Regions from separate parts of the Homo sapiens genome. Here region 2 is linked to region 1. Evidence: chromatin loops called from intact Hi-C (ENCODE). Cell type or tissue: heart right ventricle. All regions are shown on one strand.

Region 1 (2,500 bases):
ATATCAAAGGAATGCTAAGCTAAAATGAGTCAACTAGATTTACAATGATCAATATATGTTATCAACACATGTAAAAAAAGTTAGGTGAAAAAAATCACAAAAATAGATAAGACAGGTGTCCATAACATGTTGTTTTAAACACATAATAAAACTACACACTCTAGTAGGCACGCTGAGTCCCAGCATTGCAGGTTGAATGGACTTGACCCCAAGTTCTCATCTTTCACTGTCCTTCTTGCTTATGACAGAATTTTCTATTTTCAGCAATTCCATACTTACACTTAAGTGGCTACATGTAAAGTGCTAGAGTAGGTGCCAGTGAAGACAAAAGAATTATATATAAGACTCCCCTCCACCTCCGGCCACTGCAGAAGAGTACAACTCAGCTAGGGATGTTGTCTCAGGCACTTGGCTCTTAACCTTCACTCCGGCTTGCATAGTGTGTAAACTTAGAGTGTGTAACTTTCAAGGTGCAGTTCTTTTATCTTAAAATTGGAAAGCCATCCTCCTCCTATTGTGAAGAATAAATATAATTATCGTGCCCAACACATGACAAACACTCAACACTCTTGGTGATTATGGGCATGGAAGCCACCAAATGAATACAATCTTCTAAACAGCATCTCAGTCGTGCTGACAATAAAAACAAAAGGTGATGGATGGGAGAAGGGCACCAGCTGGGTCCACTTAGCCTTCTCCATATCTGGATACAACATCCCCACATCTCCCGGGTCACTTGGGCATGCTCTGTGGGATTTTGGGACATGTCTTCCAGCAACAGTAGCGTGGCTACAGCCAGGGCTATGTATTCTTCCAGGTTCAGCATCGACAGGGCTCTGTGAAAAGAGATACCAGCCTTCGGAATGAGAACTCATTCCTTCAAACCTCTGAAGAGATTCTGGGGTAGGATGAGGCGACCAAAGCTTGCTTCTCAGTTAACCCTCTTTAAAATCACAAGGACACACCACCTTAACTCCATCTTGCTGAGGGAAAGGCAACAGTGTCCCACCTCCAGCTCCCTCCAACAAGCACCTGCCCCCATCCCACGGCCATCTTCATAAAGAGCTGGGATAGAGTTCTACCCATGGATTTAGTAGCAGGGACCATACAAGGGATCTACTTGCTAGATATGGAAAATAGTAGTTGGAAATCATGTTCGGAGATACTGAGTTGTTGGATTGTTGGATTTTATTCCTGGGATTCCTTTCTGAGAGCTTGGGAAAAGATGGTAGGTATTTCAGTTCTCCAGCCAACCTGGCGCCACCATGTGGCAACAACACCAACAGTTCATAAATCAGTCAGCTTTCAAATTCTGATTCTCTGTCAACTTTTTATCTTTGAGGAATTCAAAATACTTCCTTTTTATATATCAAATGAGAATCTATTCATTTTTTCTTCATTCATATTTTAATATCACATAATTTCATGTTTGCATTACTTTAATTCACCCTATGAAAAAGCTCTTATGGGAACAAACCAGCCGCCATTGACCAATGTCAGCACTGTTACATCTGGGATCAGGTTTGTTACACCACCAAATAACTAATGATCAAGGTGTGGTGGGACAACCAAGTCATTCTTCACCCAGATTGTAAGGCTAAATTATTCCTTCTATTTTTCTGTACTGGCTTAAGTATAACTACTCTTGGATTGCATTTATTAAAAAGGAGGTAGAAAATCATCAAGAAGTCTCATTTTAGCTTGGGAACTAAAATGATAAAATAAATAACAATAGTAATAAAAATAAAACTAACCTGATAAAACTAAGCAGGATGATGGCTACCCTTGGAGGATAGTGCCTGTAGGTAGGGGTAATGGGAAGATTGGAAATATTCTGGGTCTTAATCAGGGCACTGGTTACACAGGTGTGCTCAGTTGTGACAATCCACTGAGTGTATCCTTCAGAACTGCATTATTTTCTGGAATTATACTTCAACAGACTGTTAAATTCACCAAGGTCTGATCAGTCATCTCCCTTTAACTTGGCTTTCCGGCAAGAGTCTGTGCATACACAATAATAATTCGAAGGCAAAATCAGGGGGAAGCCTTGTTTTCTACGGGATATTTTTCAGCCATCGGGAATCCCTCTGGGCAGGGAGGAAGGAGATAGAACATAATCTATGCTACCGCTAGTTTAAATGACTGAGCTGAGTATGGCTAACACTTCACTTTCTCAAAAGTGAACAAATTCTGCAGCCGGATAACTCTCCCTTCTACCACCATACACGCAGACAAACGAAACCCAGACCACACAGAACACTGCGCCACCAAGAGATACACACCATCTCTACAGAGACACACTTTGACTCCTCAGAGACAACACACACACACACAGCCTCCCCCCACTCTCCAGAAACAGTCCCACAGACACAGCTTCTGGCCCACAGAGACAGCTCGCAGATGGAGGTAGTGGTGGGTAATTAGGAGAGACGCAGCTGCCCATGGCCAGGCAAAGGAACGTGAGCAGGAAGATGGAAAGCAGTATCTTCAAAGTCTTGGG
Region 2 (2,500 bases), 150 kb before region 1:
CAACTTCTTACCTGCTATATTATCATGTATACCATTTAAAACTCTTCATAGTGCTTAAAATACTTTGGAAGTAGTAGAAAGCAAAGTTTTTTTTCTGAATTGAAACAAAATAGAATCCAAGTCGCTCATAATGGTAATTAAGGGCTAAAAATTAAAGAAAAGAAAGATAAAGAAGATGAAAATAAATATTTTCCCATTTTAAATGCATCAGGTGACATTCTTGGGTGAACTGTCAGGCACTAAAATAAGAAAGGAATTTAAATGTACAGCTGAAAAAGAAATCTAAAATATTAAGTCACTCAGCACCACATACTGCCCCAGATAGTATACAGAAAATAGAAGACAGTGAACTATTTTAATACTGAGTTTTAAAATTAAGAATAAAAATGTAATTGGCTAGACACAATCCTTCCGGGCTATTCTCAATCTGAAACGTAAACTTAGCTGATCTTTGCAAATGTAGATTTCTAACATATAATATGAATATGTCACTATACTAGTAAAATAAGCTGTAAACAATGAGCAAATGAGAGAAATCACATGAAAAATATTGCTTTTACTTTTAAGACAGATATATGATTATTAGAAATATAAATATACACATGTTCAGATATACATAAATTTTCAACTTTGGACATGTAGAATATCAACTTTCTGGCATCTTTAACTCAAGTACTAAGCTTTATGTTTTTACTGTGATCATAGTATTATGTTTAAATAGCAACACACAAGATAGTGCTTAAGAAGCAGGGGGTCATCCCTGCATTTGCATATGAATTCACAAGTTCCAAACAAAGTCACCTATTTCATTCATCTCTGCATCAATAGCATCTTGCACACTGTAGGACATGCAATATAACAGGGATGAAGTAGTAAGTGAATGAATGCATGCATGTATGCATGAATAAATGAGATGATGGATGGATGGATGAGAAAAAAGAGATTAGATAGGCTTAACTGACAATAAAGTGAGTTATCCTCACTTAAATATCAGTCTTGATGAGTTGTTCATAGCTCATTTCTCACACCATCAAATATTCCCCCAACAGGGAGAAGAAACAGCAACTGACTTTGCCGGCTGTTCACTCACATCATCTCATTTAATCTGCACAGCTGCCAAATCAGGTAAGCATTGCCCATTTTACAGAAAACAAGACCATATACCCTGGTACTGGGTCACCCGGAAAGTGCTGATACCGGATCCAAATCCAGACCCTTTGTAATCCAAAGTATGTGCCTTTTCTGTTTACGTTTCTATAACATCTAGATGATATGAGCCCCTTCTCGTACATGAGCTTACTGAATTATTTGCACATAATTTTATTTACTGTTGCTTTGTCTTATGTGTATGTTCTCTCATAATACCGATGTATGAGAACTTGAAAATATAAAACTAAATTGAAAAAATCAATCATCTATAATTCTACTGCTCTATAACACAGAAACTGTCTGCAAGTCAAGTGAATCTTGGCTTCCAAATCCAGCATCTTGGCCAAGAATGGGCTGGCAGATTTTCTTTCACATTCCTACACAGTGATTCTAAGTCACAGCCCACACTCAGTAACTTAGGGCTCTAAAACATGAGGCCCTGATTCTCTAAGACCTAGGGGTGCCTTTACATGCTCATTCAAGGATTGAAAAGCCCTGGGTGGGAGGACACTCTGGGCTAATGCTTTGTGAAGAAGTAACTGCACTACAGCCCTTGAATCTCTTCATTTTGCAATGCAATTTAGGCCCTTCTCAGAGGAAACATGTATCTCTGGACAAACAAAGAAGCACCATTTCACCCAGAGATAATTTTCACATGAGAATGAACTTTATAGGTCCTCAATTCCCATCCCTTCATTGAACAAGTGGAAAAAAAAAAAAAACTAGCCCAGAGACCATGTAGCCATTAGTGCTTTGGGGTCCTTATCCATCTCCAAATTATGTCCCAGCAGACTGACAGGGAATTTAATTCCTCCTAATAGTCACTCAGTTCCTTAAACAATGAAGATGCAGAGTTACAATAACAACAGGTCAGGGGTTTAGACACAATAACCACTGACACTTACTGAGGGATTACCACATGTCAGGTGATGCCTAAATTTTTATGTGCATAATTTTACTTGACCTTCATAACAATCTGGAGATAGGTGGTATTATTATAACCATCCTATAGATGGGCAAACAGGCTCTGAGAAGTTAAGCCACTTGTTCAAGGTCATACAGCTAAAAAATGGCTAATCTTCAGTTTGAATCCAGATGAATTAATTAGACATCAAGAGTGTCGATTACCATGCTATACTATTCTGCTCTTAACTGGCCTTATAAAGTCTTTTAAGAGAGTCCATTCATCTTTTGTTCATGAAACAGGATCATATAGGGATAATTTTAACCCTGCTGCGCCATCCAGGTAACCTGCCACCTAATGCCCTTATTCCCTGGGCCTACCTGAAATGCTTGCATTTAATTCCCTTTAATCTCCTACTTGTTGACTTAAAGGTCCTAATGCAAGACA

The links. Peaks named below come from ENCODE experiments on the same cell type or tissue, not always from the same donor. Only the 100,000 strongest peaks of a DNase experiment are listed, where the experiment ranks them.
Region 2: a loop joins it to region 1, with 5 times the contacts of the local background. A loop is called at or near these places in 5 of 110 quality-filtered maps.

What each region holds. Positions count from the first base shown.
Region 1 is chr3:39,811,502-39,814,001 of GRCh38, reverse strand. The region is part of intron 1 of MYRIP (myosin VIIA and Rab interacting protein); the gene reads right to left. Among named protein-coding and RNA genes, the nearest start is that of MYRIP, 3.1 kb to the right of the region's middle. In heart right ventricle, a CTCF peak has its summit at 1,276 (motif pointing left); no DNase peak of the experiment used is centred here; H3K27me3 peaks cover 1,902 bases.
Region 2 is chr3:39,961,825-39,964,324 of GRCh38, reverse strand. All of the region lies in intron 2 of MYRIP (myosin VIIA and Rab interacting protein), which reads right to left. Among named protein-coding and RNA genes, the nearest start is that of MYRIP, 150 kb to the right of the region's middle. In heart right ventricle, no CTCF peak of the experiment used is centred here; a DNase peak (open chromatin) is centred at 1,524; H3K27ac peaks cover 1,220 bases.